Linked DNA regions of Mus musculus: regions 2, 3, 4, 5, 6 and 7 are each linked to region 1. A link is a loop called in an ENCODE intact Hi-C map of the cell type or tissue named here. Cell type or tissue: heart. All regions are shown on one strand.

Evidence for each region. Peaks named below come from ENCODE experiments on the same cell type or tissue, not always from the same donor. Only the 100,000 strongest peaks of a DNase experiment are listed, where the experiment ranks them.
Region 2: it touches region 1 in a loop (5-fold over the local background); 8 of 42 quality-filtered maps call a loop at or near these places.
Region 3: it touches region 1 in a loop (2.6-fold over the local background); 17 of 42 quality-filtered maps call a loop at or near these places.
Region 4: it touches region 1 in a loop (9-fold over the local background); 14 of 42 quality-filtered maps call a loop at or near these places.
Region 5: a loop joins it to region 1, with 2.3 times the contacts of the local background. A loop is called at or near these places in 7 of 42 quality-filtered maps.
Region 6: a loop joins it to region 1, with 4 times the contacts of the local background. A loop is called at or near these places in 3 of 42 quality-filtered maps.
Region 7: a loop joins it to region 1, with 3 times the contacts of the local background. A loop is called at or near these places in 3 of 42 quality-filtered maps.

Annotation. Positions count from the first base shown.
Region 1 is chr17:28,690,023-28,694,022 of GRCm38, forward strand. Mapk14 (mitogen-activated protein kinase 14) reads left to right here and starts at 1,320. Exons shown (of 12, transcript NM_011951.3): 1 at 1,320-1,833. The coding sequence starts at 1,718. It also overlaps a transcript of Slc26a8 not described here. In heart, a CTCF peak has its summit at 1,961; DNase peaks (open chromatin) are centred at 1,289, 1,929, 1,969 and 2,589; H3K4me3 peaks cover 3,637 bases; H3K27ac peaks cover 2,785 bases.
Region 2 is chr17:28,760,270-28,764,269 of GRCm38, forward strand. No RefSeq gene overlaps it. Among named protein-coding and RNA genes, the nearest start is that of Mapk13, 7.0 kb to the right of the region's middle. In heart, no CTCF peak of the experiment used is centred here; a DNase peak (open chromatin) is centred at 1,802.
Region 3 is chr17:28,741,762-28,745,761 of GRCm38, forward strand. It overlaps Mapk14 (mitogen-activated protein kinase 14), which reads left to right. Exons shown (of 12, transcript NM_011951.3): 10 at 27-105; 11 at 3,222-3,395. Among named protein-coding and RNA genes, the nearest start is that of Mapk13, 26 kb to the right of the region's middle. In heart, a CTCF peak has its summit at 2,366 (motif pointing left); a DNase peak (open chromatin) is centred at 1,580.
Region 4 is chr17:28,925,953-28,929,952 of GRCm38, forward strand. All of the region lies in intron 1 of Gm16191 (a long non-coding RNA gene), which reads left to right. Among named protein-coding and RNA genes, the nearest start is that of Gm16191, 2.7 kb to the left of the region's middle. In heart, a CTCF peak has its summit at 1,541 (motif pointing left); DNase peaks (open chromatin) are centred at 629, 1,439 and 2,239; H3K27ac peaks cover 448 bases.
Region 5 is chr17:28,877,893-28,881,892 of GRCm38, forward strand. It overlaps Pnpla1 (patatin-like phospholipase domain containing 1), which reads left to right. Exons shown (of 10, transcript NM_001034885.3): 4 at 474-683; 5 at 1,544-1,604; 6 at 3,044-3,736. Among named protein-coding and RNA genes, the nearest start is that of Pnpla1, 21 kb to the left of the region's middle. In heart, a CTCF peak has its summit at 2,127 (motif pointing right); DNase peaks (open chromatin) are centred at 2,157 and 3,787; H3K4me3 peaks cover 463 bases; H3K27me3 peaks cover 2,459 bases.
Region 6 is chr17:29,020,232-29,024,231 of GRCm38, forward strand. The region is part of intron 1 of Gm16196 (a long non-coding RNA gene); the gene reads right to left. Among named protein-coding and RNA genes, the nearest start is that of Gm16196, 10 kb to the right of the region's middle. In heart, CTCF peaks have their summits at 440 (motif pointing left) and 2,176 (motif pointing left); a DNase peak (open chromatin) is centred at 2,290; H3K4me3 peaks cover 313 bases.
Region 7 is chr17:29,028,873-29,032,872 of GRCm38, forward strand. Srsf3 (serine and arginine-rich splicing factor 3) reads left to right here and starts at 3,788. Exons shown (of 6, transcript NM_013663.5): 1 at 3,788-3,914. It overlaps Gm16196 (a long non-coding RNA gene), which reads right to left and starts at 3,751. Exons shown (of 3, transcript XR_876716.2): 1 at 3,644-3,751. In heart, a CTCF peak has its summit at 1,909 (motif pointing left); DNase peaks (open chromatin) are centred at 1,649 and 3,719; H3K4me3 peaks cover 1,431 bases; H3K27ac peaks cover 1,545 bases.

The DNA.
Region 1 (4,000 bases):
TTATTAGCTTTCTCGGCTTCTACGGAAGATTCCACTAGGTGGGAATGCAGGGTCGCATTGATCTTGTAGAGACTAGAACCAGGGCCTAAGAAAGCTCAACAGACTTACCTAAATGAGATGCGGTCAGAATGCTCGCCCTAGTAGTTCTCCATACTCTCAGAGGCATGAATTAAGTCTTTAATACCCACCCCCCAATTTTCTTTTAAATTTCTAAACTTTGGATGGCTCTAAAGGGCAAGAGTCGGTCTCAAACCCGAGTGATGGTTTTTGGGGTGTTGCACATACGGTCTCATCACTACACAGCAGAGGCTTGGTCTCCTGGTTTTTCCAAATGCTAGAATTACAGGATTTGTAAATACAAATAAACAAATAAATAAATAAACAAATAAATAAATAAGAAGGGTCCCCTGGTCTTTCCAAATGCTGGAATTACAGGTTGTGTATAAATAAATAAATAAGAGAAAGGTCTCTTGGTCTTTTCAAATGCTGGAATTACAGGTTCTGTACATATAAATAAATAGTATGAAAGGGTCTCCTGGTCTTTCTAAATGCTGGAATTACAGGCTGTGTAAATAGATATATATGTATGCATGTATATGAAGGGTTTTCTGGTCTTTCCAAATGCCGGAATTGCAGGTGGTGTAAATATAAATAAATAAATGAGAAGACCTTCCTGAAATGGAATGACCTACTTGCAGTGTGTGTGTGTACCTTCCCCTTCCAGTAGTGGGTATTGAACCCAGGGCCTTGCAAATGCTGGTCCCCAGCCTGGAAGTGGCCATTCATGATGTCTACCTCTGACCTCGTGCATTGGAACTCCCTGTGGGTCCCTGGAACCTCCTTCTGCCACTTCTGCCTGAAAACATGTAGGAGCGCCTGGAGGGAGAGCCTGGGCTTTGAGGCAAGACTAATATTTGCCTAGGGGGCAGGTTTCACCAGCATCCCGAGGTGAGCCACTTGTCCTTGAGCAGACCGGAATGCGACAGCTTTCTGGACAGGGCCTGTCTGTTCTTTCAAGTTGTTCTTGGAAATTGACGACTCTAGTGAGCAGGTTGCTCGGAGTTCAAAGATCATTTGGCTCTCTTCCCCGACGCTGTCACAGCGGCTTTCCGCCATGGCGCCAGGCATTCGCCCGTGCGACCACAGAGAGGCGCGCGCGCCCCGCGCTGCGGCCTCCACCCTTGGCGCCCCGGGGAGCCCAGTCCCCGAGAGTTCCTGCCTCGGCTCCCCAAGCCGCGTCCCTCTTCTCGCGAGATCTGCCGGCCCTGCGCGCTCTTCTCGCGACCCCCCGCCCCGTGGGCAGGTTCCATATTGGGTAAGATCTGGATTCAGAGCGGGGCCTCCTTGGAGCTGTTCTCGCGAGAGTTCCGCGAGAGGCTCCCGGCCGCTGCCTGTGGGATCGCCGCCACTGGAGCCCAAGCGGGGCGCTGAAGCGCGAGCGGGTGTCTTGCGGCGTCGGCGTGCGCTCCCTCCCCGGGGAGCGGCTGCAGGAGGACCGCGGCGGGAGCAGCCTCGAGCCGTGCAGCCGGCTCCGGCACCTTGCCGACGCTCGTAGGAGCCGCCGCGGCTGACAGGGGCGGCGGGTCGCAGCCTCCACACCTGCGCGGGTGGCGGGCGCGGGGTCCGGTCTGCCGCGGGCGGGCGCAGAGGAGAGCGTGCGGCTGCAGGCAGGAGCCCCCGCTCGGCCACCTCCTCGCCCCGCTGCTGCCGCTGGAAGATGTCGCAGGAGAGGCCCACGTTCTACCGGCAGGAGCTGAACAAGACCATCTGGGAGGTGCCCGAACGATACCAGAACCTGTCCCCGGTGGGCTCGGGCGCCTATGGCTCGGTGTGGTGAGTGTCGCCGGGCCTCGGGTTAGGGGTGGGGTGGGGGGACGCGGTGGAGCAAGCAGGGTGGCCCTGCATGCCTGAGGGCCAGGCCTGTCCCCACAGCTCAGCGATGCGCCCAGCGGCAGGAATTCTCCTCCGGGCGTGTCTGGGGGTGCAGGGGGCAGCTGGAGCGGGACGTGTCCTGCACCCCTCGCCCTGCATACGCAGGTCGGGGGCGAGCCGTGTGCGGGAGCGGGTCAGCTGCGGACGCGGTGGGATGCTTCTCTACCCTGCGCTCTCCCTGCTCCCAAGACTGGCCCTCCCGGGGGTCCTCTGCTGCAGCGCGGCCTCAGGACCCTGCCTCCGGGTACCGCCACTCGGGACGCGGGAGCCCTGCCCCGGGGAGCAGACGAGCTGGGCGGAGCTCCAGCGAGGAGCTGTAGGGCAAAGCCTGACCCGGGGACTGCGGTCACCTGAACGAAACTTGCAAGAGAAAGCGCTCCTTTCCCGGAATTTTTTTTTTTTTCCTTTTTTCTCCCCCTTTTCCCATTTTTGCAAGCCTCCATCGAAAAATCCTGTCTCAGGAAACGTTCCTTTGGGATTCGCACTTGAATTAGCAGCACCCCGAAGAGCTTAAAATACCGACTTTATCTCGGGGACCACGGTGCCAGCTTGCGTGGTGTGTTTCCGATTCGGTTGAAAGCGTATTTCCTTTTCGGGGAGGGAGGGTGGCAGCGCCTTGCAAGGACGCTCCAGCTCGCCGCTTAGTCACATACCACTGCTCATTTCAGTATTGTTTGACAAAACAGTTTTCCATACCGAGCAGAGGGGCGCCCCTCAAGATCAAGAAGGTAGGACTAGAGCTGGAGGTGTAGATAGCTTTTAATTGAAGTAATTCATGGGGGTGCTTTTCTTTTTTTTAAGTCCCTTAGAAGATTTGCGGAGTTTTATCAGCTTGTAAGTACCGAGGTACGTGGTGGTTTTCGGGAGATCCTGGAACATAGGAAACGATGCTTTTTAGCTTTCCTTAACACCGGGTGGGGGAGGGGGGTAGGAGTGGGGGGGGGCCTATTTTAGTTCCACTATGGCTCTCCCTGTCTTGCCTGGAACTCAACAAATTTTGTCTGCCAGCTCTGAGAATAAAGGCTTTTGCTACCATGCATGGCCCTGGGAGCAGGTTTCAGATTAAATTTCTACCATAAAACTTCCACTCCAGAAATGTTCTAAGGAACTTTGAAGGATTCACGCAGTATCTTTTACTATATCTTTTAGAGCTCCCTATCTGATAGTAATCTGATAGATTCAGTAGATGAGCCCTTCCTGTGTTTTAGTGACTTACATGCATTCATGGTTTCCGAAGGAGTCTGGGAAATGGTTTTTGTTTTGGAACAAATTCCAGGCTTCTGGATGTGCTAACCTTTAAGTATGAGTCCTGTGTTACTTAAAGTCATATCGTGAATTTCCTGTTTGGTAGAATCTTCTGGGTAATTGAGATTGTGCAATTGTGTCCAGCAACAGATCACATTGCATTTGCTGGCTCAAGCTGCTTAAGCTATGTTGCAGATGATACCAACTTGGACATCTTTCTCACGAGTCTACAGAATGGCAGTTTACACTTTAAAGGAAATGTCAATAATATCTCTCATGTATTTGTGATTGATCTGTTGCATCATTGTTTCTCTAATAGTTACCAGCTCCTTAAGTATCTCCATTCTTCGTTCCTAATTGGTACAGTACCAGGCGTTTGTTTCCATTTGAATGCTCAGGGAGTGAAGCTCAGGGGCTTCTGGGATGGTGAATTTGCAAGGTTTCCTGTGGACACCACTGTCCTGGCAGAAGAGCCAGCTTCACAGTGAAGTGCCACAGTGAAACCAACTCCACTTCCTCTAGTGCTGCTGTTTTCTGTGTAATATAATTGAGCACAACCTCACAATTAAATAGACTTCTACCAAACAGCTTCTTAAACATAGGTAGTGCTGGCCCAGTGATGGAACGCAGTGGGACAGCCCTGGCCTTGCCTGTGGGAGGCCCTGCATTCCAGCCCCAGCAGCAGTGCACCACACAAAGCAGGTTGCTTGAAATAAGGGCCCAAAAGGTATGCAGCAAAAATCCTGTTTCTGCTCTCAGCCCTGCATGCTGGTCTTCCAGAGACAACCACTGTTTAGTTCCTTGCCTGACATTCCAGAGAGGT
Region 2 (4,000 bases), 70 kb after region 1:
GAGCTGGAGTTACAGGTGACTGTGAGCCACCTCCCCTAGGTGCTTGGAACCAACCTTGGGTCCTCTGGATGAGCAACACGTGCCCTTAACTGATAAGTCATCTCTGCAGCCTCTACAACATCTTAAAACTAGAATACCTTTTTCCTTTACTCATTGACAATTTCATATATATGTATGCATATGTGTGTATTAATATATGTGTGTACATATAATATATATTGTCACCTAGCATATATAATATTTTAATATAATATTGTATATTATATTATCATATAATTAATATATTTTCTTATAAATATATATTATATAAAACCATATTACATTACAATATATTTTATGTAATATTATATACAGATGTATATACATATATGTATGTGTATATACATATATGTATGTGTATATGTATACATGTATATGTGTATATATAAATATGTGTATATGTATATATTAAAAAGCCGATGTGGACAGAGAGGCTGTCTGAACTACTGACTTGAATTCAGAGCTTTAATCGGGTTCACAGCTGCTAGACAGGGCCCACTAGGCCTCTGTGACCCCGACAGGTGACAGATATTTACACAGAAGGAGCAGAACAGCCAGACTTAGTAACCTCTGTCCTGGAAATGCATGTTGTCTCTGAGGTGACTGGCAGGGCACTCGGGAGTGTGGGCAGGGTCATGACCCCATCTACATAGCTAGCAGGTCATTTGAGCTGGCACAGCCCCAGACAGGAAGGTAAGCTGGCCTGCACATCAGGTACAAAATGACAGCCACTCGGTGGTACCAAGAGCTCCTGAGAGGCAGCCCCACCCACACCTGCAGTCTTTCCACCACCAACAGGTGCTGCTGGGTTCTGGGTATTGGCATCAAAGACCTGACCCTAGAACAAAATGTTCTAGTCTAGAGGAACAGTCAACACGTTAGCAAGAGACAGACGGGTTTGAGGACAGAGAGGATGGGCGAGGCTGGTGGAACGCAGCTCTGTCCAGTTCTGCAGGGAAGGGAGAGATTACTGCAAGCAAGGCTGGAAACTCCAAGGGCCAGGGTCAACCATCACAACCTCCTCTGACCCTGGCCACGTGGGTGGTGCTGTCCTCATGAACAGCTGACAAAGCTCAGAGATGTTCTCCTATCTTCTCAAGATCACACAGCCATAAATGGTAAGATTGAAATTCAGCTGTGCCCTGGTCCTTGGCTACCTTGACACTGGCTTACAGAAGTGCAAAGGACTTCTTTTCAGGGCAAAGTGGGTGCCATGAGGCCCGGGGATTCAGTGGGGCATGTGGAGCAGGCAGGGTGGTCAGCAGGAAGAATTCTGCTGTAAGATTGCCTTTGAAAGATTCCTAAGTCTGGAGAAATGGCTCAGTGGTTAAGAGCACCGGTTGCTCTTCCAGAGGTCCTGAGTTCAAGTCCCAGCAACCACATGGTGGCTCACAACCATCTGTAATGGGACCTGATGCCCTCTTCTGGTGTGTCTGAAGACAGCTACAGTATACTTATATACATAAAATAAATAAATAATTCTTTTTAAAAAATTATATATTGAGCAGCCATGGGGAACAAGCATGGTCCCTGGAAACAACAGTGACAAAGACAGTGCCCAGACACTCAAAGTCATTGAGGACAGGGGACACAGTGATTTTCACAGGGGACAAAGCTGGTAAAAAAGGCAAGGTTAGACCTGTTTGAGACCACCTCTTCCTTCCCAGGACTGGAAAGTTGACCAAGGAGGAGTCCTGAGGGGAGACTGTTGAGATGAACCTCACAGACTACATGGTCCTTACTGCTTTTTGCCACCAGGGGGCGACACAGCCAAGCAGGCTGGGCAGGGCTTCCTTTTTTTCTTTACCCTCCACTCCCTGTGACTTTACATCTGACTCAATAGCCCAGTTGTTCAACATCAGCGATTTCCATTGCTGTAGCTGTGTGCCTGGTTCCCATCTGTTCCCCCACTAAAATGTTTTATCCCTGCACTCAGATCGGATCCACTACAAAACAGACCCTCAGAAAACTAGTGGGATTTTTGTTGTTGTTGTTGTTTTCGAGAAAGGGTTTCTCTGTATAGCCCTGGCTGTCCTGGAACTCACACTGTAGACCAGGCTGGCCTAGAACTCAGAAATCCACCTGCCTCTGCCTCCCAAGTGCTGGGATTAAAGGCGTGCGCCACCACCGCCCGGCTGGGATTTTTTTTTAAGTGCTTGTGTGTGCATGTGTATGTGTATACCTGTGTTTAGACCAGAAGTCAATGCCTTCTTCAACTCATCTCCACTTTTTTGCTTTGTTTTGTTTTTTTCTGGCCCCACTGGCGCTGGCCCCACTTGCTCTGGTCATATTTATTTCATATATGTGGGCACACTGTCATTGTCTTCAGACACAGCAGAAGAGGGCATCAAATCCCATTACAGATGGTTGTGAGCCACCATGCAGTTGCTTGGAATTGAACTCAGGACCTCTGGAAGAGCAGTTGGTGCTCTTAACCGCTGAGCCATCTCTCCAGCTCCCTGGTTTTGTTTTTTTGGGACAGGGTTTCTCTGTGTAGCCCTGGCTGTCCTAGAACTCACCCTGAACCAGGCTAGCCTCGAACTCAGAAATCTGCCTGCCTCTGACTCCCAAGTGCTGGGATCAAAGGCATGCGCCACCACAGCTGGCTTCACCTTATTTATTTATTTATTTATTTATTTTGTAATAGCATTTCTTTTATATGTGTGTGTGTGCACATGTTCCTCTTGGCTGTATGTGTACCACACACGTGCATGTGCCCATGAAGGCTGCATGAGGGGTGAGATGCATTAGAGCTGAAGTATGTTTGATACGGAAGCTAAGGACTGAACCTAGGTCCCCTGCAAGAAAAAAATGCTCTTAGCTGATCACTGAGCCATCTCTCCAGCGCCTTTTTGTAATTTAAAAAGAGTTACATTCATTTGTGGGTCTGTCTCTGTGTCTGTCTGTGGCAGAGATGCTTGTGACACCGTGTAGAAGCCAGAGGACATTCTTTGAGAGTTGGTTCTCTTCTCTCCCTGTGTGGTTCTCGAGACCCAGCTCCTATCGGAGCCTTTATTGCTGAGATATCGTTATTTATACAAGGTCTCTCACTGAACCTGGTACTCCAGAGTTGGGTCAGACTGGCTGGCCAAGCCCCAGAGAACCTCCTCAGGGCTGGGATTCCAGGGGTGTGCCTTCATAGTTGGCTTTCCTATGTGGGTGCCAGGTCCCCATGCTTGAGTGGCAGGCACATTACCCACAGAGCCACCTCCACAGCAACTCAGAAAACAGGTGTTGAATGAGTGTGTGAGCAGGTCCTCCCATGGGGTTTGGTTCTTGCGTTTAACTCATTGTGAATTAGAAGAGCCCAAAGGGCTGGACCAAACTGCAGCTGCCGCCTGTCCCCCGGAGGGAGCATCTGATGGGTACTTACTGTGCACGTGTACCAAGTTCAGCACTTCTCACATTGTCTCATTCACTGTTATTCTCTGGGAAGAGAACTGGCTTCTGTAAACCCACCCTCAAATGACCTAACCCAGCCCATACCTCCCCCGTAACCTCCTATTCCAGAGCCCACTGGTGTATGCCCTCTCCCCCCCAGTGAGCAGTAAGCTCACCTGTTGACAGCAGTATTGAAAGTCCCCCTCGATTGGCTTCGTGTGATAACCTAGTGTGCCTATACTTGGAATGACATATTCTTTCTTTCTTTCTTTTTTTTTTTCTTTCTTTCTTTCTTTCTTTTCTTTTCTTTTCTTTCTTTTTCGAGACAGGGTTTCTCTGTGTAGCCCTGGCTGTCCTGGAACTCACTCTGTAGACCAGGCTGGCCTCGAACTCAGAAATCCACCTGCCTCTGCCTCCCAAGTGCTGGGATTAAAGGCATGTGCCACCACTGCCTGGCTTACATTTTTTAAGTTTATTTTATTTATGTGAGTACACTGTAGCTATCTTCAGACACACCAGAAGAGGGCATCAGATCCCATTACAGATGGTTGTGAGCCACCATATGGTTGCTGGGAATTGA
Region 3 (4,000 bases), 52 kb after region 1:
CATTCTGAAAGTCTGTGTTTTTACAGGCAAGAAACTACATTCAGTCTCTGGCCCAGATGCCGAAGATGAACTTCGCAAATGTATTTATTGGTGCCAATCCCCTGGGTGAGTTGATCGTACTTTGATTTTGTGGTATAAATTAGAAATTTGAAGTTTTGGTTTTGACTAAAAAGAGTACCTTTTTTTTTTAAGATTTATTTATTATTATACATAAGTTCACTGTAGCTGACTTCAAACACACCAAAAGAGGGCGTCAGATCTCACTACAGATGGTTGTGAGCCACCATGTGGTTGCTGGGATTTGAACTCCGGACCTTTGGAAGAGCAGCCCTTACCCGCTGAGCCATCTCACCAGCCCAAAAGAGTACTATCTTTAAGTAACTTTTGGGTCTTAATAAATATAGCTGTTACTGTCTGTCTGTATTGTCACATAAGGAAATATCATACAGTGATAGGCTTGTATGCTTATATGCTTGCAGAATATGGTGGAGAGGCTAAGGGAAGTGAGGAATGGGGAACAGGGAATTATGGGGACTTGGGGGAGAAGGAAGGAGGTGTGAACCTTACAGCTGCTAGTGGTAGGTGGAGCCCAGCTGAGGACAGAAAACAGGCACAGACACATGGTTAATGCCCAGCAGTGGGTCCTGATGTCCTCTACACTCACAGACTCGTCCCCCTTTCCTCCCCTCTCTGCCCTTCAGGGTGTAAGCAGCTGCCTTTGCAGCATTGATTTGGTGGCTGGCTCCTTGCCTTCCTGCCTCCATTACCTCCAGGATCACCTGGCAGAGGAAGTGACAGTGGTAGCTCAGATTGTGTCAGCACAGGACAGTGTGCTAAGGTTCTAATTCCTCTCTCTGGTGTAGTAGGCAGTAGTAGATACAGAGCCATCAGACCACCACCGTCTCCTGCCATGAGAAGGGAACAAGCAGGTGGTGGCTGCTGTCCCCTGCCTCTCCCATTCCTGCAGATGTTACTGTAAAGTCACTGCACTTAAGTCTTCGTGGGTCATGTCCCTTTCTGAGGGTTCTAGAAGCCATGTGCCAGAGTTACTTATCCTTTGAAGGGCTGATGTCTGTGGCAGTGATTTCAAAAGCTGGGAGCGGAAGCTTTCACGAACTCTGTCCATAGCCACAATACTGAGGAGTGGCTGTGGCTGTGGCAATGATTCCTGTAGCAGGAGAGGTGTGTGCATTCTTGGAGGAGGGGGTCCAGCCTATGCTACACCATTCAGGCCTGAGGTGTACATGGTACTGACAGGTTGGGTTAGGTTTGTGGCTTCCCTGTCAGGCTCACTGGGCTCTCTGTAACTTACCTTGAGCTATTGCATCAGATAAGGGTCTGGGGTCTCTGTGATCTCTAATCTTTCCATGTTGATTCCACCCCTGAATCCTCACCAGCAGATGTGCGGTACACAGTGTCTGAGTCTTCTCTGATGGAGCTGGTAGAGATCCCCATTTAGACACTGAGAAGAGCTGCCTTACAGGAGTGAATCCAGGCTGCTGGAGACTAAAAGGAGGCTCTGGCCCATCTGGTGCTCTTCACAGCCTGCTCACATCCAAACGTGCCTGGCAGCCCATTGCCAAGTGCTGGTCAGAAGGAACATGCTGTTACCGATTGCTAGCCTAGCCGTCCCCAACAGGCTGCACACCAGCGATATAAATATTAACAGCCCTGTTGTCGGTCACAGGCTTCGCATCACTGCTAGCCTCAAGACACAGCTGAGAACTTCACATTGCCCTTTGATCTTAGAGTGTCTATTTATGTCTGCCTCCATACTTGAAAAGTCTTGTTCTTACTTCTGACCTTGTTCCTCATCTAAGTGCTTTGATCCTGAGGACGTGGACCTCTTTTTACCCCAGGGTAGCAGGCACCCACTCATTCATGTTCAGTATAAAGTCAGCGGATTTGTAGAACGTGAGGATTTGTATCCAGGAAGTCCACCAGTGCTTCAGTGTTGAAGACAGAGTCATGTGGCCTGTTGTGCCACCATGCTCACTGTCTGCAGTGCTAGGTTTAGATCCAAGGCCTTATGCACACTTTGCAAACTTTACTGGCTATATCCCAGCCCTCCTCCAGCACTCTAAAACTGGAGAGCCAGCGTATGCATGTTTGCTGTTTCCTCTGTACCCTCAAAGCCTGCGTTTCTGTGGATAACTGGTGTTCAGGCTACAGGGTACATAATCACTCAGAGGAGCAGAGGTATAGCATCTCTTCAGGAAGTTCTCCTCGACACCCATGGAGCCTTCCACGCTGAAGAAATCATCTGGAGCTGTAGAGATGGCCAACGGGGCCCTTGGTCTGAGTCCCTGCACCAACAGGATGCCTCACAACTGTCTTTAATTACACTTACAGAGGATCCAGCGCCCTCTGCTGGCTTTTAGATTTTCAGCCAGCAGGCATGCACTGTAGTGGAGACATACTTAAAACTTAAATCTAGCTGGGCGTGGTGGCGCACGCCTTTAGTCCCAGCACTCAGGAGGCAGAGGCAGGCGGATTTCTGAGTTCGAGGCCAGCCTGGTCTACAGAGTGAGTTCCAAGACAGCCAGGGCTACACAGGGAAACACTGTCTCGAAAAACAAACAGAAAAAAAAACCTTAAATCTAAAAACTTGTGGAGTTTATTTCTGTTTTACTTTTGGGAGAGAAAAAACCTGGAAGCCATTATTGAAAGTAACTGATAATCACCAGGAGACAAACCATCTCCCCATATTATTCACTTGGGGAGAAACGGGGAAGAGCTCAAGATGCCAACCACCTTAGCTCAGCATAAATGGAGCTCCTGGCTGTGGTGCCCCAGGTCACAGCATCACCTGTGGCATGGTCTCACCCAGTATGCCTAATTTCACTCTTACCAACAATTGAGGTGGTAAATGTAAAGACTAGAGAGAAATGGGAGAGAGTGCACACAGCATAAGGAGAGGGGAAGGAAGCCTCCATGGTGGTGTGCCACACCTGCAGTGTCCACAAATGAAAACCAAGGTGGATGGAGAAGGAGAGCTGGGGGGTAGGAGGGGGTGTTTGTTTATTATTCTGGGTTTCAAACCCAGAACCTCAGTAATGTTTTTAAAATGTGCCATAGGCATTCAATGCGTACATGGAGGGAAGGGGTTACATGCAGAAGCAGACACCTTAAAGGATGCTTTGTGTGGATGTGAAAGGTGCTTGGAACTTGCACAGTGGTGGCACTGATGTCATGTGTTTTCCTCTTTTCTGGTGTGACAGCTGTCGACCTACTGGAGAAGATGCTCGTTTTGGACTCAGATAAGAGGATCACAGCAGCCCAAGCTCTTGCGCATGCCTACTTTGCTCAGTACCACGACCCTGATGATGAGCCTGTTGCTGACCCTTATGACCAGTCCTTTGAAAGCAGGGACCTTCTCATAGATGAGTGGAAGAGTGAGTCCAGGGCAGGCTAGCGTGGGCTTTGAGCTTGCTTTCATTTTATTCATGTTTTGTTTGTTTTCTGAGCCAGGGTTTTTCTCTGTGTAGCCACTCAGAGGAACTCACTTTGTAGATCAGGCTAGCCTTAAACTCAGAGATCCATCTGTCTGTGCCTTCCGAGTGCTGAGATTAAAAGCATGTGCTACCAAGTCCCGTTTATGTAATATTTTTTAACAGTGCTGGAGATTGGACCTAGGACTCACACATATTTCCAACATACCTATGATCCCAGCACTTGGGAATCAGATTAAAAGTTTAAGGTTAAAAAAAAAAACAGACTGAAGCCGGGCATTGGTGACGCACGCCTTTAATTCCAGCACTGGGGAGGCAGAGGCAGGTAGATTTATGAGTTCGAGACCAGCCTGGTCTACAGAGTGAGTTCCAGGATAGCCAGGGCTACATAGAGAAACCCTGTCTCAAAACAAACAAACAAACAAAAAAAAACCAGGCTGTAAAGTTATTCACAGCTGTGTAGGTAGTTTGAGGCTATCCTGGGCTACATGAGAACCTGTCTGAATAAAACCCTCGTGGATGGTTGCCAGCAGCTTTCTGAGCTCACT
Region 4 (4,000 bases), 240 kb after region 1:
ATTTGACTGGTTGCTATGGAAACAAACAATAGCATCTGTCACTGGGGGGGTGGGGACCACAGACCAAGTGAAAGGGGATAGAGGCTGCAGGAAGAGTTGGTGCTGGTGACATTTTTACAGAGCTTCACGCCTCTTAGGATACAAGGTACACACGTGACTGGCTCTGACACTTGGCTCTGTGGCGTTTCTTTCTTAGTGCTCCTGTTACAATCTGAACTTGATTCTTCCTTCCTTCTTGGTGGCCTCTCTAGTCCCCACTTTCTCTATTTCTCTCTGCTGTTATCGTTTTTTGAAATAGGGACTCCATATGCAGCACAAGCTGGCCTGGAACTTTTGAGCCCCTTGCCTCAGACTCCCCAGTGCCGGATGCCCTCTGTGTCCTCACCATCTAGATCATTGCCCAGTGTACGACAGATGCCCGGGAAATACTCATTACATAAATGAACATGTCGTTTCTGGATGTTTCTCTTCTGCCTCATATGACCAGCAGAGTTGCTGACAGAGGGGGCACAGAAGTTTCCGACATGCGTCTATCTCTCACCTCACCCACTAAGCTTCCGGTCACCGAGCCGACCCTCCTGGGCCTGGAAGCCCTCCTTTGGTGAACAAAAGTAGGCCGTCATACTAACACAAAGGACCTGTGCGCCTCCTGGTGGACGTACCTTTAAACTGCAGGACTTTCCTTGAAGAGTCGCCTGGGACCTGAGAGTCGGTCCCCAATCCCATTTCCTGGCATCCTATGGAGGCCTCAGAGGGGTGTTGCTTACTGGCTCGCTCAGTCGGCTTTTCTATATAACCCAGGACCACCTCCTACATCAATCATCAATCAAGAAACATTCCCGAAGCTGGGCGTGGTGCTGCACGCCTTTAATCCCAGCACTCGGGAGGCAGAGGCAGGTGGCTCTCTGAGTTCGAGGTCAGCCTGGTCTACAAAGTGAGTTCCAGGACAGCCAGGGCTACACAGAGAAACCCTGTCCAAAAAAAAAAATCCAGAATTCTCGCTACAGAGCTGGCTAGCAAGACTGGTTGGATCAGCAAGGTCTAGGTTAAGTGGGAGCTCAGCCTCAAGGTCTAAGGTGAAACGTGACACCCAAGGCCCCACCTTAGGCGTCCACATGCATGCACAGGCACACACATGAATGTGTACCTGCATGGGTAGGAGACCCACACATATACAAACACGGGTACTGTGTCCAAGCACATACGCACACAGGCACACACACACACATATGCACAGTACGCACATATGCACACTCAGAAACATAAGCTGTTACGGTAGTGCTTGCTTGCCTTGAAGCTCAGTACTTGAGAGGCAGAAACAGGGTTGCTGCAAGTTTGAGGCCAGTCTAGGCTACACAGTGAGTGCTAGGCCAGCCAAGCCGACATATGGAGTTGCTGTCTATAAATAAGTAGATAAAGGGTGGGAGAGGCGGCTCCTCAACTGAGCGTTTCCTGCTCTTTCATCCCAGCACCCATTGTTCCCACCCACAACAGCCTGTAACGCTGCCTTCAGATTCCAATGCGCCCTCTACTGGCTCCTGCAGTCACTGCACCCGTGTGCACACAAGTATTTTCAAACAAAATGAGATCTTCTAAAATCAATAAGGTTGATGATAGGTCTCTTGTGTTTGGAAGGAGAGGGCCACCGAGAACGTTTGTCCCTCCTCCCTGATGGAAACTGCTGACAACTTGCAGGAGTTGGTTCTTTCCCGTCTTGTGGGTCCTAGGGACTGAAGTTGGTTTCCTCTGCTCTCTGAGCCATCTTGTTGGCCCCCATGCCACCACCTATTTTTGAAATAAGAAACTAGACTAGCCTTGGACTGCAACTCTCCTGCCTCAGTCTCCCAGATGCTGGAATAATAGCCCGAGAAACCATACCCAGCTCGACCTTTAGTGGGTTTTACAGCATAATTTGAGCATTGGCCAGTTCGAAGCTCTTCCATGCACATCTCTGTGTGTATACCCGTGGAGCCGCCCCAGGGACCAGACTCTAGAAATTTCCAGAACCCAGAAAATTTTTGTGTCTGACATACACGCATACACACACACACACACACACACACACACACACACACACATAAATAAATAAGGAACGTGCCTGCCTGCTCAGCTGTCAGGGATATGAATTATTACCCATGTCTTGGTCACCCATGAGGACAATGACAACAATCACCTATCGAGGTCACATGGGGTTGTCACGAGCTGCTGTGACACCGTTCATTTAAAGAGCATTGTCCGGCATCAAGATGCTTTCCAAGATAAACAGTCTAGCCAATGCTTGTAAATGCCTGGCAGGAGCCCAGCGCACAGAGGACACAGCCAATGGCGGTGTGGCAGGTGTCTGCTCCCCTAACTTGTTACAGCAGGAAACATGGGTTCCCCAGAGTTAAACTCCACCACTACCCGCCGGGGTTCACCCCACACCAGCCCTGTGACAGTGACAGTTTTTTTTTTTTCTCTCTCTCTCTGAAAAATTCTTCTGCATTCTACCTTCCATCCCTGGAATATACTTTCCTATTGTCCTTTCTGTTGTTAAAGACTGATTTTTTTTTAAACCATTATAATTTTCTGTGTGTGTAAGCACATGTGTGTTCTTGCAGGCGTCTTTGGAGGCTGAGATGGTGCATACCCTGCAGCTAGAATCACAGGGCCCTCGCGAGCCGCCCAGTGTGGGCTCTGGTCCTCTAGAGCAGCTCACACTTTCACCACGGAGCCAGCTCCCCTGCCCCCTTTCTCTTTTTTGAGATGGAATCTCACGTAGCCCAGGTTAGCCTTGAACCTGCTGCCTGCCAAGGGCATATGTCTGAAACAGATGAACAAACACCTTTGTGTCTCTCCCATGTCAGGATCTGTTGGGTAACACTGAATCTACAAGCTTAGCAGTTTGTCAGCATCCATTTGCCAGGTAATCCTGTTTCCCTTGATGGCTCGTGCCACAGTGTCTAGAGGGCAGAAGAAGATTTTTGTGAGTCCTCTCTCACCCCTCCTGGGATTGAACCCGCGGCTTCAGGCTTGGTGGCAAGCACCTTTCACCCTAGAGACATCTTCACCCCTATTACATTTTTTTTCTTTTTTTAAGATAGGGCCTAGAATTCACCATGTATTCCTGGCTGGCCTGGAACTCACTATGTAGCCCAGGCTGGCCTTGAGCTCACAAAATTTCACCTGCCTCTGCCTCCCAAGTTCTAGAATTCACTGCATGAGTCACCATGTCCAACCCTTACTTCAATCTTTTTTTTTTGTTTGTTTGTTTTTTCGAAACAGTGTTTCTCTGTGTAGCTCTGGCTGTCCTGGAACTCACTTTGTAGACCAGGCTGGCCTCGAACTCAGAAATCTGCCTGCCTCTGCCTCTGCCTCCTGAGTGCTGGGATTAAAGGCATGTGCCACCACGTCCGGCCCCTTACTTCAATCTTAACAACTAATATTAATCCTCAGACCCCCCCCCATTCCATATCCTACAGCAGCGATCTGAGTGTATATGTGGGTTACAGAAAGGCTACAGCAAAGCCATCCCTGAGAAGCTGACAGACAGGGGTTTGGGGGGGCTGTGGAGAAATGAGGGCAATGGCTGCTCTTGCAGAGGACCTGACTTCTGTTGCTAGCCCATAGTTTGCTTTCACTCCAGTTCCAGGGGGTGCAAGGCTTTCCTCTAACCCCTACTGACACCGGCACACGCAAGGCAAGCACTCACACAGACACAAACACGGAAGTAAGTACATCTTAAGAAAAACTAAGCCAGGTGGTGGTGGCACACACCTTTAATCCCAGCAGTTGGGAGGCAGAGGCAAGGTGGATTTCTGAGGCCAGCCTGGTCTACAGAGTGAGTTCCAGGACAGCCAGGGCTACACAGAGAAACCCTGTCTGGAAAAAAAAAAAAGAAAGAAAGAAAGAAAAGAAAACCAAGATAGTTCTGTCCACTCCCCACAATAAAAGAGTGTCAGGAGAGGATGAGAAAAGTGCTCCCCTGGAGATACTGAAGTGCTCCCCTGGAGGTGCCAAG
Region 5 (4,000 bases), 190 kb after region 1:
TCGGACTGGCTTTAGGGTACCCTGTGACTGGTCTCCTGGCTGCAGTCTGAATAGTGGGGAGGTAACATTTTATGGGACTCCTGGGATAAGAGTACTGGTCATCTCTTGTTCTGTTCATAAGTAAGGAACCCAATAGAAGCCCCACCCCACCCCCAACTCCAAATGAAAGGGGTTGGAGATGGCTGTACTGTGAGGTTGTAGAAGGGACCTTGGTCTCTTGAGTCATTCAAAGGAGGGACCCCATACAGAGACCATTATCAGCAAGATTCTCTAAGGGAGAAGAGTCCAGGGCCCAGAGCATTAGACTTGGGAGTCCCCAGGCCCTTAGAGATGCAGCAAGTGGCCATGCCCACACCAACCACCATTTATCTTGGGGACCTCAGCCTCAAGGCTGGTTGCAAAAGGTGTCTCTTCCATGGCCCCAGCTCCCCTGTGTCTTCTCTGGCTGAGCGTCTCTCTTCTCTTCCCTGCAGAGATACATCGACGGTGGCTTCACAAGCATGCAGCCCTGTTCCTTCTGGACAGACTCCATCACCATCTCCACCTTCAGCAGCCAGCAGGACATCTGTCCGAGAGACTGCCCCACCATCTTCCATGACTTCCGAATGTTCAACTTCTCCTTCCAGTTCTCCCTGGAGAATATCACCCGCATGACACATGCGCTGTTTCCCCCGGACCTGGTGGTGAGAGACAGGGCCGATGGGGTGGGATCCAGAACAGATGGACCCCTCCTCTTGTGCCTCTCCCCTCAGAGGGCCCATGGTTTTGCCATGTTTAAAGGATTGCTAAAAACAATCAGGGCTAAAAATGTTGCTCAGTTGGTAGAATGCTTGCCTAGCACACATGAAGCCCTGGGTTCGATTCCCCAGCACCACACAAACTGAAGACAGTCGAGTACTGTAATCCCAGTACTGGGGAGGTAGAGGCAGGAGGTTCAGGAGTTCAAGGTCATCCTTAGCTCCACAGGGAGTTTGAGGTTAGCCTGGGCTACATGCCATCCTATGTCCAAACAAAATCACACAGCAGAATAAGTGGTCAGCAAAGACTTAAATGTTTCCAGTTTGCCCCCCCCTCAAAAAAAGCTCTGTGGACATAGCTCTCACACACCCATCCCCATGACATCTGCAAAGACACTGTCACTGTCCCCATTTGACAGATGAAGAAAGTGAGGCTGTGGGTAGTTACAGCTACACAGCCAATGAAGAGTAGTGCTGGGGTTTGAACTGAAACACCAAGCTCTGTACTTAGGACCCAGATGTGTGGTCTCTGATTCCCCAGAAACTCCCACCAACTCCCACAGTGGAGGCTGGTGATACTCTGGGAACAGGTGACTGGCACGCTGACACGCCCACCCGTACTGTGTTAGCAATTGCTTCCCAGCTCTCCTGGGCAGATTGTGGGGGATAGGAGGTATAGCCCAGGGCTTGCTGATATGGTTCTGGGAAGAGAGGATATGGGGAGTGTCTATTTATAGTGTCTATGGTGGGACGCTGGCTCTCTTGGTGGCTACAGCATCCATTTATATTCCTCTGTTACCATTTAGATTCTGCAGGAATATTACTATCGGGGATACAATGATGCTGTCTCATACCTGCGGAGACTGAGTGAGTACCTGGAGCCTAGGGGCGGGGCAAGGAGTGTGGCAGGGGTGGGTAGAGGACAGTGTCCCAAAGCTGTAGCCAAGAAAGCTGGACAGAAGGACAGAGACCTAGCAGCCCACACTGCCCAAGACCGTGAAAAAAAGTATATATAAAATATGTTTTAGTCTTTTGAGACAGGGTTTCTCTGTGTAGCCCTGGCTGTCCTAGAACTCACTTTGTAGACCAGGCTGGCCTTGAACTCAGAAATCCACCTGCCTCTGCCTCCCAAGTGCTGGGATTAAAGGCGTGTGCCACCACCTCCTGGCTTGTTTTTGTTTTTCGAGACAAGGTGAGGAACTTGAGGTTGGGAAGATGTTATAATTTGATACGTAAATTTTGGAGGCGACTCTGTTTCCCCAGACAGGCACATACACACACACCCTCTGCATCTGGGACACCGCTTAACTACACCCTCGGGTTCCTGTCTCAATGCAAAGGAAGCCCAGGTTCTTCCCGGGCTCCTTGTGATGCTCGCGTCGTCCGCCAGGTGGCGCCAGCTCGTTGGCGCCAGCTCACGTGCAGGAGTCCCTCCCTCCCGCCAGGCTTCTTGGATTTTTCTACTGGCACAGGTTCAGGAGCTACTGGTACCCAAAGCCATACTATCGGTCCCACCTGCCACTTGAAAGCAGTCAGAATGCTCTCTGCTTGGTTGAGGGGGGAGGGGAGGCACTCATCACACACAGGATGAAGCCGCCCTGGACCCCTCAATCTCATCCTCATCCCGTCTCTCCTCCCTCTCTTGCAAAAGCTCTCATACACCCAGCTACTCCTACAGCTAGGAAGCCGTTAGCCCCACCTGCCTCCCTGGCGTGGGAAAGGGGAGGCTGACCGATGCCAGTCTGCTCCCAGCTGTGCCCAGCAGGCCTCGCCCGCACTCTTTCCGACAAGGTCCTCCCATACATGCATAATCTATCATCTGGGTCTTTCTTCAGAGGCTGGGACCGGGACTCGATTAGAGTACTTACCTAGCATGCATGAAGACCTGTGTTTAATTTCCAGCACTTCATAAACCTAGCAGGGTAGTGCATGAGGTAATCCCAGCACTGGGAATGTGGGGGAGGGGTGGGATCAGGAGGAATAGAAGTTCAAGGTCATCCTTGGCTATGTAGTAAATTTAAGGCCAGGCTAGCCTGGGCTACATAAGATCTTGTCTGAAAAACAAACAAACAAACAAAAAAACGGAGCTCCTGGAGCTCCTTTATGGTCCCCCCCAACCTTCGCCAACACCCCTCACCCCTACGATCTGATCTCTGTCCTTACAATCTTCTTGCCTAGCTCCCAAGTTCTGGGGCCACGCTGTGCCCATCATGTATCATATTTATGTAGATTTTGCAGACACACCCATACTACACTATGTGCACATCAGATCTGATGCGCTGCTGTGTGTGGCTTGTTTCTCTTAGATGCAGCGTACCTTGACTCTCCCAGCAAGAGAGTGATTTTCCCGAGGGTTGAAGTATACTGCCAGATAGAGGTCGCCCTTGGCCATGAGCCCCCACCTCCGAGTCTGCAGAACCTGCCAGCCCTGAGGAGAAGCCCAGCAGACTCCTCACAAACCCATGCACAGGGGTCTCCCAAAAAGGACAGAAAGGACAGCCATTCCTCAGCCGCCCCCTCAGTGCAGACACCTGAATCTGGGTGCAAGGAGTCTGTGGAATCACCCGTGTCACTACGGGTCTCTATATCCAAGCAACCATCTGTATCGCCATTATCCCCAGCCCAGCCGGTCCCAGTAATGAGGCCCACTGGCCCCAGGGACAGTTGCCCAATAAATGTTCAAACTCCAAACCCGGAGCGAGGAGTGAAGGGTGCCCTGGACTCTGCCACAGAACGAGGAATGAAGGATGCTCTGGCCTCTGCCACTGACGAGCAGAGCACAACTACCTTGCCACCTGTGTTGCTCCCAGCTGCAGACTCACGAGGCTCAAAGACTGGATCCTCTGTGCCTATTGGGTCACCCGAGTCCCCTAGACTGCTGCTCAGATCTTCCCAGGGAGCCACAGCATCCAGGGCAACACTTGGACTTCCGCCCCTAAGTCCTTCAACACCACCTGCTGGGCCACCTGTGGAGGATCTAGGCCCAGAACGACCCACAGGTATGACCCTCCCTGCTCTGGCGGAACCGAGAAACACCAGTTCTGAGGGTGACATTAGCCATCTACCTGAGCAGCCTCCACACCTTGCACCTTGAAGCTCAGCCCCTCCCCCTGGCAGCAAAAACCACCACCAAGAGGCTGGTGAGATGGTGCAGTGGTTAAGAGCTATTGCTGTTCTCTTAGAGGACCAGAGTTCAGTTTGGTGGCCAGGACAGGACACTGGGTGGCTCAAAAGCATGTCTGTCCCCTCTTCTGGATCCCATG
Region 6 (4,000 bases), 330 kb after region 1:
TAATTTACCCTTCTCCACCCAGCAGATCAGTCTACACAGGCCTCTGGTGCCTTAGCAATGATCACAGATTGCAATTAGACCCGCTGGGGTCAATCTACACTCCCAGGCTACTCCTTGGGTTGTTCTGAATGCCTTGGGGCTTCTGTGGTGACTTTCTGCTCCTCTGCTCTGCAGGTTTGTTTACAGTGTACTGAGAGCTCCCAAGATTGTGTGTGTGTGTGTGTGTGTGTGTGTGTGTGTGTGTGTGTTAGAGGGACCCAGAATGTCCCCCTTCTTATCTTTTTTTTCTAGTTGTCTTTCCAGACATTGCCAAATTTGATCTTCAGAAATGCTGAGAGAGCAGCAATGCTGTGGCTGTAGATGGCTGAGGTCCTGGGGCTGACCACATACACTAGGGCCACCAAAAATAGGCAGCAGTTTCTGAGTGTCCAGCACCCTCTACTGGAGATTGAACCTAGGGACTTGTACATGACAGGCAAACACTCTGCTGTTTCCCTGAGCTTGTTTTTAATATATTTATTTACAGGGCAGGGGAGATGGCCCAGCAGTTAAGAGTATACACTGCTACTCTTTCAGAGGACCTGTGATGGTTTGTCTATGCTTGGCCCAGGGAGTGGCCCTATTAAGAGGTGTAGCCTTGTTGGAGTAGGTGTGTCATTGTAGGTGTGGGCTTAAGACCCTCACCCTAGATGCCTGGAAGCCAGTCTTCCACTAGCAGCCTTCAGATGAAGATGTAGAACTCTCAGCTCCTCCTGCACCATGCCTGCCTGGATGCTGCCATGTCCCTGCCTTGATGATTATCGACTGAACCTCCAAACCTGTAAGCCAGCCCCAATTAAATGTCTTTTATAAGACTTGCATTGGTCGTGGTGCCTGTTCACAGCAGTAAAACCCTAACTAAGACAGAACCCAAGTTCAATTCCAAGCACCCATGGCAGGTGGCTCCCAACCGCCAGAAACTCCAGCTCCTGGGTCCCCGTACTCACATGCACACACTTATGCTCAGATGCACACATAAATTAAAATAATAAAATTAAACCTTAAAAAGGAACTTATAGCCGGGCGTGGTGGCGCACGCCATTAATCCCAGCATTTGGGAGGCAGAGGCAGGTGGATTTCTGAGTTCGAGGCTAGCCTGGTCTACAAAGTGAGTTCCAGGACAGCCAGGGCTACACAGAGAAATCCTGTCTCAAACAAACAAAAGTTCCAGAATAGCAGATCGTCCTGACACAGCCCCAGGGACACTGAGAAGCTAGGGAAATGTGGGTTTGAAGACCACAGGAAAACCCCAAACTATCTGTCACCCATAGGAGGCAACTAGTTGTCACAGGAAAAAGTCAGAAGAGGGCCTATGTCCTTTTGAGCCTCACGAGGAGGAGGAATTTCTGAGTGAAACAAGGAAACTCGGGAGCCGTGGGAGACAGAAGCATGTGAGTCATGTGTAATATTAACAAAAATAAGATGCACCCTACTGCCTGGATGCGGCTAGCAACCCAGCGGATAACCACCCACAGGGGCCCCTTCAACTATCTAATTAGCCTAATTACCATCTAGCATCTTTTGACCTTCCTTGCCCTCTCGGATTCTCATTTATTATTTCTTCTGTAAATAATACAGTACAGTGTTCCCAAACAAAAGCCCACAGATAACTGGGAGGGGAGAAGCCACAGGTTTGAGAACGATTATCATGCTTGCTTGTGAATTTAGTTGCTTCCTGCCTCCCTTTAAATCAGAAACAGGGGAGCAGAGGCAGGTGGCTCACTGTGAGTTCCAGGCCAGCCAGAGATAAGCAGTGGGACACCTTCTCTAAATAAATAAATAAATAAATAAATAAATAAATAAATAAACCAACCTCCTTGCTGGGGTGGATGTGACGATCCAGGCCTGAAGCCCAGCACTCAGGAGGTAGAGGCAGGAGGATCAGAAGTTCAAGGTTGTTGTCAGCTACCTAGTAAGTTTGAGGCTGTCCCAGAATTCTTAGGACTCTGTTTTTTCTTTGTTGCTTTTGTTGTTGTTGTTGCTGCTGCTGCTGTTTTGTTGTTTTGTTTTCCTTTTTCTTTTTTTGTTTAAAATGCTACCTCACTTTTCATCATCTCAGTGCCTGGGAAGACTGCGGGGAGGGTGTGGAAGAGGAAGGAGGCCAACTGTACCTCCGGGTCCGCAGCTGCTGCTGCCTCCCAGTGGCCTGCGGCTCTCACATCATCCCTCCAGACTACACAGACCACAGGAGCAAAGAGGGAGGAAGAGTTACCCTGCCAGGGTGGGGAGTATTTACCTGAGGAGAGCGCCCTGGTAATCTGCCCATCTTTGGCCGCTTGAGAAAAAAGGTTAACCGCCTTCTCTCCCATTGGGTCCACAGAGCACATCTGGCGCGGGGCGGGTGGTCCCTGTGGACAGCTCTCTGAGTGCTTCCCCTTTATTCTTGGCGGTCCGCTCTCCGGAGAAAGAGGTTCAGGGAAACCAAAATAATGAGACTCTAGGGAGAGCCGAGTTTCGGGGTAAACTCATAAACAACCTGAGAACAAAATCCTTTTTCTATGTACCTGTTTCTTCTGCTGCTGCTTGTTTTTTGTTGTTGTTGTTTTTGTTTTGTTTTGTTTTTGTTTTTGAGACAGGATCCCTCTATATAGCTCTGACTGTCCTGGAACTCACTATGTAGACCAGGCTGGCCTTGAACTCAGAGATACACACCTGCCTCTGCCTCTTCTGCCTCTGAGTGCTGGGATTAAAGGAGTCCCCTGCACCCCTCTATCCCTCATGTTTTTAAGTCTCTTCCGTTTTGTTTTGCTTTGCTTTGTTTTTTCGAGACAGTGTTTCTCTGTATAGCTCTGGCTGTCCTGGAACTCACTCTGTAGACCAGGCTGGCCTCGAACTCAGAAATCCGCCTGCCTCTGCCTCCCAAGTGCTAGGATTAAAGGCATGCCACCACCTCCCGGTCGCTTCCTATCATTTTAAATTCAGGTCTCACTATATAGCTCTGGTTGCCCTGGAATTCTTTATGTAAACCAGAGATCCACCGGCTTCACCCTTGCTGTGCTGGGATTACTGGTGTGTGCCACTTCAGTCAGCTTTAGTCTTCTACACACCGTAAAAAGACAGGAATTGTGAGTTGGTAACATTTATGTGTAGGTGGGTGCTTGAGTGTGTGGCCATATGTACACAGGAGGCCAGAGAACACTGGGTGCCCTGTCCTATAGTTCTCTACCTTATTCTCTTGAGTCAAGGCCTCTCACCGAACCCAGAGCTGCCAGGCTTGCAAACCAGGAGGCTCCTGATGTGTGCCCCTAGTCGGAGGTCACACTAGGCTTTTACATGAGAGGTAGGGAAATGACCTCAAGTCTCCGTGCTTTGGAAGCAGGTGTCCTTACCCACTGCACCATCTTCCCCGCCCTGTTACCCACCCCTAATTAAAGAGATTAAACAACCCACCACCACTGGAGCTGGTGGCTGTGAGCAGCCAGATGTGGGTGCTGGGAACAAAACTCGGGTCCTCTGCAAAAGCAGCAAGCGCTCTTAACAGCTGAGCCATCCCTCTGGGCCCTTCATTCTTTCTCTCTCGATTAAGAAAATTACATTTGGGCTGGTGAGATGGCTCAGTGGGTAAGAGCACCCGACTGCTCTTCCGAAGGTCAGGAGTTCAAATCCCAGCAACCACATGGTGGCTCACAACCATCCGTAACGAGATCTGACGCCCTCTTCTGGAGTGTCTGAGGACAGCTATAGTGTACTTACATATAATAAATGAATAAAAAAAAAAAAAAAAGTCATTTAAAAAAAATAAAAAATAAAAAAATAAAAAATAAATAAAAATAAAAAAAAAAAAAAGAAAATTACATTTACGGCATGTGTTTGTGTGTGGGTGCGTGTGTCCCAGGACCCATTGTGGGATTTGGCTGGTTTTCTCCTTCAACCATATGGGGCATGGGGTTGAATTCCGGTTGCTAGGTTTGGCCCCAGTGCCTCTATTGGCTGAGCCATCTCTAGGGGTTGCATTGTGGCC
Region 7 (4,000 bases), 340 kb after region 1:
GGCACTAGACACCACATAGTACATAAGTATACAGGCAGGCAAAACACCTACGCACATAAAATAAAAAATGGAAATTCAAAAAAAAAAAAAAGCAGGTGACTGTTCACCTTGGCCCTTCAGAGCTGAGGCAAGAGGTGTTTCAAGTTCTAACTAGCTTGGGCTGTGCAGTAGGTGCCTGCCTCAACCGCATACCACCCCCAACCCCAAATTAAAAAAAAAAAAAAAAAAAAAAAGTCAGGTGCTGGAGAGCTGGCTTTGTAGTTAAGAGTACTGGCTGCTCTTCCAGAGGACCCAAGTTCAATTCCCATCACCAACATGGTAGCTCACAACTGTCTGTAACCTCCAGGAGCTCCAATACCCTCCTCTGGCTTCAACATGCACCAAGCACACATGTTGCACAGACAAATAAGCCCAGCAAACCTGGGAAATTGCACCCTGGTGGCTGGCTAGCTGGGAGCTACGGTCCAGCTTCCTGTCCTCCAGGCATGCAGGATTCTCAAACGGTTCTGTGGAATCCTCTGTTAACCTTGCTACCTGCTAGGGTAGGAAGATTCTTCAGAGGGTGTCAGCACATCTTGGGAGCTAGGGAAAGGGTGAAGCCCTTGGCCCAGGTTCTCCTGCTTTTTGAACCCACAGGCCTAACATTGAAATAGTCTATCCATTTCCAGTTTTTTGTTTTTTGTTTTTTTTGTTTTTGTACATTTTGAGACAAGGTCTCATTTAACCCAGACTGACTATATTGTGAGAGCATATTTCCCAAAACAAGAAACCAAACCAAACCAAACCAAACCAAAGCTAGGCATCGTGGTAAAAGTCCTTAATCCCAGCACTGCAGAGGCAGAGGCAGAGAGGCAGAGAGGCAGAAAGAGAGAGGCAGAGAGAGAGGCAGAGAGAGAGAGAGGCAGAGAGAGAGGCAGAGAGAGAGAGGCAGAGAGAGGCAGAGAGAGAGGCAGAGAGAGAGAGGCAGAGAGAGGCAGAGAGGCAAAGGCAGGTGGATCTCTGAGTGAGGCTAGCCTGGTCTACAGAGTGAGTTCCAGGACAGTCAGGGTAGTGAGATTCTGCCTCAAAATTAAATTAAGTTAAATTGCCTTCTAAGTGCTGGAATCAAAGGCATGTACCACTCAAAATAAATTTATTTTGTCTCAAATAAAATTAAGTTGAGCCAAGCGTGGTGGTGCACGCCTTTAATCCCAGCACTCGGGAGGCAGAGGCAGGCGGATTTCTGAGTTCGAGGCCAGCCTGGTCTACAAAGTGAGTTCCAGGACAACCAGGGCTATGCGGAGAAACCCTGTTTCGGAAAAAAAAAAAAGTTGAAAACCCCAACAATAACAACAACAAAACATCTCCCAAAGGTCCAAAAAGAAGTCAATGGGAAAATGATTTAAGACATCTTTTTTTTTTTTTTTTTTTTGGGGGGTGCCTTCAAAAATCCAGTATTTTCTCTTTTGTTTGTTTGTTTGTTTACTTTACATTTACAGAACAACTTACTGAGACCAAACAGCTACAGGTACTTACTGGTTATTGACTAAGACAGTGCAGCCTAGATCAATTCCTTAGCCTACTCTACCTGTGTCCTGGGTGGACAGCTTGAGGCCTAACTGTACCACCTGAGGGCTCTCAGGCCCTCACACTTCTCTGGTGTAGTGGGAAAGAAGTCACCATGAGGAGATGGGACAGGAAGGGCTGGGTATGGAGTGGTGAGGGATGGGGTTGTAGTGGCGATGGGGGTGGGGCCTTCCTTGTGTGCTAGAGTGTGACTCAGTTCCTCTGCTCCTCAAGAACCGAGACCAAGGGCTGGAGAGATGGCTCAGCTAGTTAAGAGCACTCAGTGCTCTTCAAGTAGTCCTGAGTTCAATTCCAAGCAACCACATGGTGGCTCACAACCATCTGTAATGGGATCTGATGCCCTCTTCTGGTGTTGCTGAAGACAGCTACAGTGTACTCACATATATAAAATAAATAAATCTATTTTTTTTCTTTTTTCTTTTGTTTTTTTTCGAGACAGGGCTTCTCTGTATAGTCCCAGCTGTCCTGGAACTCACTTTGTAGACCAGGCTGGCCTCAAACTCAGAAATCTGCCCGTCTCTTTCCCAAGTGCTGGGACTAAAGGTGTGCGCCACCACCACGCCTGGTGAAATTTTAATTTTTATTTACTTTTTTTTTTTTTTGAGACAGGGTCTCTCTATGTAGCTCTGGCTGTCCTGGAACTATGTAGACCAGACACCTGCTTTCTGCCTCCCAAGTGCTGGGATTAAAGGTAGTCATTACTTTTTTTTTTTTTTTAAAGATTTATTTATTTATTTATTATATGTAAGTACACTGTAGCTGTCCTCAGACACTCCAGTCTGATCTCGTTACGGATGGTTGTGAGCCACCACGTGGTTGCTGGGATTTGAACTCCTGACCTTCGGAAGAGCAGTCGGGTGCTCTTACCCACTGAGCCATCTCACCAGCCTGGTAGTCATTACTTGTTTGTTTTACAAACCAAAAAATTTTGGAACAGAGAATATCACAAGTCATTTAGATACATCAGATTTTTTGTTGTTTTTCAGAAAGTATCTCAAGAAGTTCTTTCTGGCCTAGAACTCACTAAATGTATGAACATAAAGTTCGACTCCTGTTCCCTTGGGCCAAGAGCTGAGATTATGAGGCAGGGAGGAGAGGAAAAAGACAAAAGGACGTTCAAATGAGCCCCATTACTACTATACTAGGCATGTCTAACCCAGAAAGAAAAAAAAAGATCTAGAAGGAAATGAAGTTTTGCTAGAATCTTCTGAAGGTCACAACAAAAACAGGTTTAACAACTGTAGCCTGCACCACAACTCCCTTAGGGGAACAAAAGCATTAGAGTTGTGTCTGAAAAACTGGTTAATATTTTGACCTTTCTTGGAAGCAGAAACAACTAAGTCTCCCCAATAAATCAGAGTAGCCTGAGGGGGGCCAGGCCGAGGATACGTCTGGGAGCTGGAGGCAAACGATGTGGCTTGTCAAACGAGGGTATTCAGCTATCCTGGGGTCTGTGTGTAGAGGCCCAGGGAGACCCACAGGTCTGGCAGCCAGAGCAAAGCCCTTACAAAGGCCGCAGGTGCCCCTCCTAGCATCTGCATGGCGGAGCTGCGTGCTCAGAGCGTAAAGGCAACCTATGCAAAACCTTGCTCTCCTCCTGGGAAAGTGAGCCCTGTGACCGTTTGTCTTGTTTTTTTTTTTGTTTTTTCATGCAGCCTCATCAAGTCGCATTTGCCGCGCGCGCGGTTTGGGCGAGGCGGGAAAGCGAAAGTTGAGCAAACTTTGCAGGCTCTACCCTGCATCGGGGCGCAGACCGGGCACCGTGGGGTACCAGTTAAGTCGCCCAAGCTCGGTGACCTTGAGAGCGACTATAAGGCTCCTTAGTCTGCGATGGATGCCCCACAACGAGGAAGCAAGCGTCCATGTTTCACTCTGACCCGAGCCCGCGGCTGCAGCCGCCATCGCCCGGGATTAATGGCGGCAGAGTCTGGACAGCTTTATTCGGCTGCAGCCTAGGCGGAAGTGGAGGAGAGGGGGCGTCTGCGCGGCTCGCGGGGATGGCCGGGCCGAGCGCCGCATCTGCGGGACAAGCCGGCACGCGGCGACGAGCTCGCGCCACCGCGCGTACCCCACCCACCTGACGGAACGGCCGGCGCGCGCTCCCAGTAACCGCGGTTTCTCGCAGCGTTTGTAGCGCTTACGTCACAGCCTGCGCCGCCTCTGATTGGGTGATCTGGTCAGGTCATGTGGCAGAGCAGGGTGCTATAAATAGGGCGAGGGGACGGTGGTGGTCCGCCATTTCGTGACGCCGCGAGACCGAGAATCTGTAGGAGCAGAACCAGAGGGAAGCGGGTGGGCCTGTCGGAGCGTTAGGATTTGAGCTTGGGCCTTTTGAACCCAGGATCTCGGTAAGGGACCGGCGAACGGAGGGAGGGAGGTGGAGGGAGGGAGGTGGAGTTCCGCAGACTCGAGGTGGGGCCGGGCGCAATGGCGG